Linked DNA regions of Homo sapiens: regions 1 and 2 are each linked to region 3. The links are chromatin contacts, found by Hi-C in ENCODE. All regions are on one chromosome and are shown on one strand. Each heading gives the region's core, a stretch centred on a gene start or an enhancer-like site at or near the end of the contact. The rest is flanking DNA. Distances are from core to core; before and after follow the strand shown.

Region 1 (2,854 bases), core at 53-2,552, 820 kb after region 3:
TGTTAGTGGTTTTAATTTTTCACGTCTACCTGGCACACTCCTCCACTGGGTGTACTCCTCTTGTTTTCCTCTCTTCCTTCTTATCTCCTGCTCCCTCCTTATTTTTACTTTTGATTTATCTTTCTGAAAAAAACCCCAAAAAACCCCCAAAAAAGCAAAAACCCTCCTTTACTTTTCACACATCTTAAAGTGGTAAATATTGCTGAATCATGGTTGACTGATAGGGTCAGATTGTTGTGAGGAAACTGTTCAGTTTTCTTCCCGACTCTCCTCACCTTCTCCCACCCCTACCCAGGGCATTAGAAACCCTGGTTTGATTTTCCTTGAACCTCCCCCACCACCTGCTTTTACTTCTCCTCTCTCCTGGCTTTAGAGAAGTGAGGACAAAAGGACTCTGCTGCAGGTTGTTCTTTTGATTTTTTTTTTTTAAAAGATTCTTGTCCTGGCTTTCCTGATTCTCCAGAGTCTCCTGGGATTTTGTAGAACAAAATAGAAGAGGGAGGAGAAGCAGGGTTCCCCTAAAGGTTATCCTGTAGGCATTTAGAATGTACAATCTCATACACGGCTGTCTACTGTATTTCCTTGCAAACATTCCGCCTCGCACTTATTCTGTGAGGGAAATAAGCAGTTTCCCCACATAGCCAATAAAAGTGTATTGTGTTCAATACTAGGAGAAATACAGAAATAGCCTTGGTGGGGTAGAAAAGGCTGGAAGCGTGAATAATAGAATATAGCACATAACAAAGAGGTAAAGACTAAAAGATCAGAAAGGATTTTGAGTGGGAGAATGTTATGATCCCTGAGGAAAATGATAGATTTTTAAACTATTATGAAATTAGAGCCCCCATGACTCCATTTTACAGGAGAGTATACCAGTCAGGAGAAGATAAGAAATTGGCTCCAAATCAAAGCAAGTAAGTGGCAGACTAGAACCTAGTGGAATCCAGGAACTGCCCAGGTCCCAAATTGGCCGTTGGGTGGTATGTACATAGGTCAGATACCAACAACATGACAAGAATTGAAAACTCTCTTTCCTCTCCTTTTATTGCTTGAGAAGCTTCATGGGGGAGGTGGAACTTGAAAGTGAGCCGTTAAGAATAGTTCAGAGTTAAATAAGGAGATGAGCAGGCAGTCTGTAGGAAGAGAACCAAGTACAGAGAGTTGGGAATAGATGTTGTGTTTCACAGTCACTGGACAGATGGAACTATTTAGAAGGAAGTGGGTATTGTGGAGGTTGGTGGAAGGTCAAATGCTGGGGAGACTGGGCTTTTAGTGGGGCTGTGGAAGCTGAGCACAGTAGTTGAGATATGGTCTGTGAGGCAGTGGGAGTTACTGAACGCAGTTGAAAGGGGAAGTGAGATTATAGGCATGGTTGATTTGGAACAGTACCTTAGTTGCAGTATGCAGGGTGGATTGAAAAAGGGGAGCCTGCCATGAAGGAAGCCAACAAAGAAAATGTCAAGTAGAAGGCAGATCTGTTTGAGCCTCTTGGTTTTTAGGCATATTTGGGTGGTGAGAAATGGTTTTCTCTGCTCCTCAGCACTCTTCTTTTATTCATCTTGAAGCTATAAACTTGAGCAAAGAAGGTGACCTTCTCCAGTTGAGAAGGTATAAAACTAACCATACACACCCCTGCTAAAACTGCCACACAAGCTTTTAGGACAAAATCAGTGGACACTTAAATTAATTTGAGTGGAATATGATGAGGAATTATATTAGGGTAGGGAAAGTCATAAATCTTAAATATGATAAAAAGGATGAAAATTGGAAAGGAGCTTTAAGCTGTCATTATTTTCAGATATGATTGTTTATGTAAACTAAAAAATTACTGCAAATGAATAATTAGAATTATTAAGAGTTTAGCAAGCTTGCTCAATTCAAAAGAAAGGTGGGGTGTATTTATTAATATATCAGATACAGTGGACTTCAAGGAAAATTACAGAGATAAAGGAAGACATTACATACTGATAAAAGAGTCAGTTTACCAGAAAGACAAAATAATTCTACGTGTGTATGCATCTGAGAATAGAGGCTCAAAATACATGAAGAAAAAAGTGATAGAACCAAAAGGACAAGTAGACAAATCCACAGTTATAGGTGAGGACTTTGACACTCCTGTCTTAGTTATTGATAGAATTAGTTCACAGAAAATTAGCAAGGACATAGAAGAACTGAACAACACTGTAAACCAACTGGATCTAATTGGCATTTATAGAATACTTCACTCAACAATAAGATATACAGAGGATACATATTCTTTTCTAGTGCTCGTGAAACATTCACCAAGGTTGACTATATCCTCATCCATAAAGTAAATTTTTAACTGATTTTAAAATGTGAAACCATACAGAGTATGTTCTCTGACCATAATGGAGTTCAACTAGAAATCTGTAACAGAAAGATAACTAGGAAACCCCAAATGTCTGGTAATATAGTTAAGTAAATAATCCATAGGTGAAAAGAGGAAATTTCATGGGAAATTAAAAAGTATTTAGAACTGAATGAAAATGAAAACACAACATATCAAAATTTGTGGGGTGCATCTAATGATTGGAGGGAATGTAATAGCATTAAATGCTTAATTAGAAAAGAGGAATGGATACCCCATTTACCCTGTGATTATTATGCATTGCACGCCTGTGTCAATAAACCTCATGTAGCACATAAGTATATATACCTACTATATACCCACAAAAATTAAGAAGTAAAAGAAGAATGGTCTCAAATCAGTAATATAAGGTTCTACCTTAAGAAAATAGAAAAGGAGGAACAAAATAAACCCCAAATCAGGCAGAATGAAAGAAGTAATAAAGAGATGAGTAGAAATCACTGAAATAGAAAACAGAAAAAAATT
Region 2 (2,929 bases), core at 304-2,803, 670 kb before region 3:
GCACAATGCATCTTGGTGGGCAGAGTCTCCACGCGAGTAAAACATTTTAGGTAAGGGTAGAGTTTGGAAGAGCCTTGGGAACAAATATACTGGGCATTACAGCTTTCCTTATGTGGTTTTTTTAAAGAAGATCTGCAAGAACCAGTTGGAGGGGACAGGAGAAGATCCCAGCAAGGTCCAGCAGAACCAGTTGTCCTGGTCTGAATTTTTAGCCATTGTAGGGTAAAGAAAATCGACTTAATATAGGTTATGTGAAAGAGGGAAGCATTGACTCATTGTGTGTAATGTGTTCAAGCGCACCTGGATCAAGGTGCTCCAGTGATGCTTTTCTCTCTTTCTCTCTCCCTCCCTCCCTCCCTCTCCCTCCTGTCTCTCTATTTGCCTTAATTTCATTCTTGGGAAGGCTTTTCATATGAGTAGAATACGGCCATATGAACAGAATATGGCTTTCCATGTGAGTAGAATAAGGCTTTCCATATGAGTAGAATATGGCCGCCAGCAAGTCCCAACTTGCATCATCCTTACAGCTTAGTATCCCAGAGGGAAGCAAAGCCTTTCCTTATATTTCTAGCAAATGTTCCTGGGTTCTGGTTGACCTGTCTTGGATTGGCTCGTATCTGAACCGGTTTCAGTGGGATGGAGTACTCTGATTAACCAGACCATGGTCACGTGGTTGCCACCAGGGACCTGGAGGAGGGGGAGACAATCCATCTGAACCACCTGGACTGAACAGCATTCTTGTGGAAAGAGGCTGATGTGATTTACCAATGTTAGGGCTTCCAGGTAGATGAAAAGCTCACATCTGTTCCATCTGTGCTAGGTGATAGCAGGCCAAGGAAAGGGTAGAACTGACATCAAGCAAAGGCTAGTCAGCAATAAGGTTGGCAAATTGAGACTATTTTCTAAAATTCTGAGAGTAATGCTAGGGAGAGAGAGAGAGAGAGAGAGAGAGAAGATTATAGATAGGAAAGACAGGGAAAAGACTAAAATTAAACCTGTTTCTAAAGAAAATCTACAATTTTTGAGGTGTCCTAATCAAAGATGCAGACAAATCACCTTCCCTGAGCTTCCCTGGGGTCCAAGTTAAAAGGGTGCTATTCATTACAGAAAAAACGTAAGTAAAAAGATCCATGCGTGAAGCACCTTGCCAAATGAACAGCATACACGAGCAAAGAAAAAAATGTAAGTATCTAGATGTTTAAGGTAATTTAAAAATTATTGTATAGTCAGATGAATAAAATTAGGTTGGCCTTCGTCTTTGGTCTGGTATCAAGGACCAGAGACAGTGGGGAAGCGCCTGACTTTTCTGAGTGCTCGTGAGCCAGGAACCTCTTGCCAAGACAAAGTATCTCACGTATAGTGACAACATGAAGTCATTCTTGGATATATACAGTCTTGGAAACTAGCAGATTTGAAGTTCTAGCCAGCCAAAGATAACTGAAGTTAGAAATGCGAGTGGATGTTTTGCTTATAAGAACTGGCTGCATTCCTTGAGGTGAGAGTCAGATTCCCCCATCTGGGAGCCTGCAGGAGAAACATCTGCGCAGTAACTCTCCCAGGGTGATCGGCCTCTCCACGGGATGTGGAGGCGTGGCTTTCCTGTCCCAGTGGCATCCAGAAGAAGCTTAAAAGGGAGGGATTTCAAAATGCATTACCCTTCTTTATTGGCTTGACTCTGTAACTGAACATAAGACATTCCTTTGGAAAAGCTTCTTCTTCAGAGAAGTACAGGCCAAAAGAGACAACAAACAGCATTTCTCACCTGCTTCCTCTCAGTGGGAACGTTTGCTAAATGCTTAATGTAAGTTCTCACAGGTAAATTTCACCACTGAATTCTGAAGTCCAATTAAATAGGATTTACAGCTATGTCTAGAGAAAAAAATGCAAAGCCTGCTTTGTTTTTGAGAGGTATGTCTGTGGGTGATTTCTCCCTCCCTTCAGTTTTCTATTCTTATTTTTAATGACTTTTTGAATGAAAAAAATAAAAACAATGCACAGCTAAAATAGACGAGATGGCATGCATTAAACCAAATGCATGGTTTGGAGCACCCCATGCATGCACTCACAATGAAACTCCACACTCCCTTTGCTCTCTCTCTCACATACGAGCTTTCCCTATTTCTTCTCTTCTTGTCTATCTTTTTCTCTGATCCACAGCTCACATGGACAGGGCTCTCTCAAACACACACACACACACACAGCCCCCTTGGTCACTTCCTCCTTTGCATCTCCCTCTCTTTCCAGCTGCTTCTTTCATACACAAACCTCTAGTCTTGCTGTCACCTCTGGGTCTCCTCCCTCTGACCCTCCCAGCTCTGCACACAAACAGGAGCCTTCAGTGGCTGCTCTCCTCACTCTGTGGCTCTGTGTACCTTCCATTCACAGATGCTCACACTGCCGGTGGAGCGGAATCACTTCCTCTCTTCTCTGTATCCTTCAGTTCTCATCCATCTTACTCTGTCTCCCTCCCTCCCTCCCCCTCGGACTCCCCCTCTCTCTCTAAAGCACACACACTCTCCTTGATTAGTTGTGCACACTTATAACCACAGGAGTTATGGATTCAATTATCCAAGCACCACCATCCTCCCCCACCTCTCTTGAAAAGTGAAGACAAGTGAGCGTCCTAATTAAAATGTTACCCGTCTCATTGGCGCAAAGAGACAGAAGCGCCAGCGTTGGGGAAAAAAAAAAAATGGAAAGACAATAATGTGTTTACCTTCCTCAGCTGGGTGAGTCATCCGTGGGCTTTTTCTGGTTTTATAGCAGCTCTCTGCTACCCTGCGTACCATAGACTGGGGACAACTTGCTTTCTGTCCGTCCTTATGGGTAAAATTATGAATTCTTCATCTGGACACTTAAGAATAAACATGCACTGTAATCAGAGTTGGCCTGAATCCATGGGCTCCCAAAACTTTTGAAAACGCTCCTT
Region 3 (3,022 bases), core at 319-2,818:
CCATTAAAGCAATACCAAAAAACACTCAAAAACCCAATATCTGATAGAAAAGGAACACAAGAGAAACAAAACCAGAAAGGTCAAATGGAAAACTTTAGAGCTTCCTGGGTTCAAATATATTCTCTGATCATAGTGCAATTAAAGTAGAAATCAATAACAATAACTAGAAAATCCCAATTTATGGAAATTACTAAATAATGCTCTTAACCCATAGTCAAAGAAAAAAATCACAAAGGAAATTAAAATATGTTTTCATACTGAGTGACAATGACAGCATTATCAAACCACCTGAAAAGCAGCTTTAGCTCAGAGGTAAACCTACAGTTTCAAATAACATCTTAAAAAACGAATAAATATATTTTTAAAAATACCTTGCTTTGTAAATCCAACCTATTTGGCTCAAGAGTTTCAAATAACAAGCGGCAAGATTTTAGATAGCAAGATACCGACCTGTAAACTTACTGCAATTTATCTGTTTCCTAAATTAAGATAGCAGTTTAGATAATATTTAAGAGAAATGACATTTTGGAAAAACTACAGATTTTATAAAATACTTAAATCTTTTGTTAGTAATATTATACTCCCAGGTAGTGTGTAAGAAAAATGTCTCGATTATTCAAAATTAAATTACTTTATATAGTATTAAAAATTTAATAGAGTTTATATTCCGATAACCTCATGAGGAACTGCCCCCATTAGTTATGAAAAAAAAATAAGGTTGTCTGTTATACCTGTTATTAAACCTTTAACAAATAGAATGAATTTTTAAAAGTGCATTCTAGGTGTAATATACACAAGTGGTTACATACATGGTTACATATATAAGTAACCATTTGTTAAGCACCTACTACGTATCGGCTCATTATTAAGCTCGGTTCATGTATTTCCAATTCCCACAATTACCCTGGTGTACAGATCAGGAACCTCCGAGGCTCACAAGTGGCAGCCAGATTAACCCAGGAAGCTCTAAAGCCTTTGCTTTGGGGAGAACTGCCAACGTCTGGTGATTTGTTGGGGCGTTTTCTGGTTGTCACAAGCAGCTAGGGGAACTGGCATTTAGTGCTCGAGGCCAGGGCAGCGCTGCTCATTGGATATGTATTCTCCACCATGCGCCCCCCAAATGCCGACTGCACTCTGATGAGAGAGGGAGAGACTCCAGGCATCATCCCATCGGGTTTCCTCTTCCAGAGACTCATTTTCAGCCCTTAGGGGAAGACAGCGGGGAGGAGCCCGTTTTCGGTCCCAGTGCAGAGACCCGGCCGGTCCCGCGGGGCGCAGAGGCGCAGGAATGCAGAGCCGGGACGGGGTTCACACATCCCCCCGCACCCACGGTCCACTCCCAGCCATGGCTGCCCCGGCCCCGCACTCGCCACGTCCCCCGCGCGCTCCCAGACGCATGGGCAAGGGAGCCCGCTGGCCCCTCCGTAGCTCCGGGGTGCCCAGCTGAGTCAGGTGCGGACGCAGATAGCGCAAGGCCTGACCCCGAGCGGCCGGAGGCCGGGACCGCCCCGCAAGCGCGCTCACCTCGGCCCGCGGCGCCGGCTCCGGGCGCACTTCCGGGAGCTGGGTGGCTGCGCGCGCCTCAGGCGGCAGGCGAACGACGTGCGGCACCGGGCGGAGCTAGGGGGCGGGGGCGGAGCTGATACCGAAGCTCCTATTGGCCGTCGGGGACGCCCCGCCTCTCTCTGGCGTTGCAGCCCAGGAGCCTCCACCGACATGGCAGCGAGGTTCCCGAGCCAACGCCATCCTCCGTTCCTTCCGTCACTCACTCACTAATCACTGTTCCTGAGTTCCTTCACTTCTCACCCGTCATTTATTGCGCACCTATTCTGTGCCAGGCACTCGGCCAAGCACTGCGAGGCCTTCAAAGATCATTTCTTTGTCTCTCCCAAACCCTTCCGCCCAGTCCCACCCGCAGAGCTGCAACGCTCTGCCATTATCCCTGATTCTTAACCGCCGCCTTTCTCCTTTCCGTTCTTGCCTCACTGGGCCTCCCTGAGACACTTGATTTGCCCCAACCTTCTTCCTCTGTCTTGGTTCTCCCACTCTCATCAGCTCTGCATCCCCTGGGTCCTCTCCCACTTCTCCCCATTCCGTTGGGGCTAGTCCAATGTGGTGCCATCCTCTTTCCACCTGCGTCTCTCTCTCTTCTCTCTCTCTCTCTCAACAAATGTCATCCCTGACTCTTCCCTTCTCCTTCCCTTTCCCACACGCCAACAATGGCTGAATCCTCTGATTTGACCTCATTGTCTCTCAGACACCTCACCCTCTCTCCCTTCTCACTATCCCTCCCTCGGCTCAGTTCCACACCATTTGTAATGGTCAAGACCTTCTTACCCTTTCCCCAGCGTCCAGTGTTGCCGGTTTCCAGGCCATCCTGTGCTGGGCCACGACATCAACTTGTGATACTAAGTTGCATTAATGGAAGTATCATGTCAAAGTTTGGGTGTTCCACCTTGGGCAACTGGCAAAGAGGAGGGTATTCAAAAAAAGCTGCCATGTTCCCCAATAACCTATGGAAATAAAATAAATAAAAAATAAAAATTTAAAGAAGAGCTGTCATTATCATAACATGTCCTGTACCTGTCATTATCATAACATGTCCTGTACCTGTCATTATCATAACATGTCCTGTACCTGTCATTATCATAACATGTCCTGTACCTGTCATTATCATAACATGTCCTGTACCTGTCATTATCATAACATGTCCTGTACCTGTCCCATGTTTACAAGAATTAAAGATCCTCCTCTGGAGAAATAAAGCTTGATGCGGGGATGGGATTACATCTTCATGTACCTGAAAAGTGACCAGCGGAAAAGGGATTCGACATGTTCTCTTAAGTCCCAGGGTCTGAACAAGATCCTATGTGTGAAACTACTGTTTCAGCCTGACATAGGTGGAAGTTTCTAGTCTTTTTTTTTTTTTTTTTTTTTTTTTGTATTTTTGGTGGAGACGGGGTTTCACCATGTTGGCCAGGCTGGTCTCGAACTCGTGACCTCAAGTGATCCACCCACCTTG

What was found. A loop is a pair of places that touch in the nucleus more often than their neighbours do. Pooled maps may share reads with other maps.
Region 1: a pooled map shows a loop between it and region 3 (6-fold over the local background). The contact joins the enhancer-like site here to the promoter of ZNF18 in region 3. A Hi-C loop is called at or near these places in 3 of 37 single-sample maps with no recorded cell type and 4 of 50 pooled maps.
Region 2: a map of chondrocyte shows a loop between it and region 3 (2.7-fold over the local background). The contact joins the enhancer-like site here to the promoter of ZNF18 in region 3. A Hi-C loop is called at or near these places in 1 of 168 maps with a recorded cell type or tissue (chondrocyte).

What each region holds. Positions count from the first base shown.
Region 1 is chr17:12,814,714-12,817,567 of GRCh38, forward strand. All of the region lies in intron 1 of ARHGAP44 (Rho GTPase activating protein 44), which reads left to right. Among named protein-coding and RNA genes, the nearest start is that of ARHGAP44-AS1, 26 kb to the left of the region's middle. RefSeq lists an enhancer at 1,096-1,185. Within about 2 kb of position 1,303, at least 2 of the 41 ENCODE cell types and tissues checked have a DNase peak (open chromatin) inside an H3K27ac peak, as active enhancers do.
Region 2 is chr17:11,329,563-11,332,491 of GRCh38, forward strand. The region is part of intron 2 of SHISA6 (shisa family member 6); the gene reads left to right. Among named protein-coding and RNA genes, the nearest start is that of SHISA6, 90 kb to the left of the region's middle. Within about 2 kb of position 1,554, at least 3 of the 41 ENCODE cell types and tissues checked have a DNase peak (open chromatin) inside an H3K27ac peak, as active enhancers do.
Region 3 is chr17:11,995,907-11,998,928 of GRCh38, forward strand. ZNF18 (zinc finger protein 18) reads right to left here and starts at 1,569. Exons shown (of 7, transcript NM_001303281.2): 1 at 1,525-1,569. RefSeq lists a silencer at 1,268-1,717 and enhancers at 1,650-2,633, 1,748-1,987, 2,058-2,137.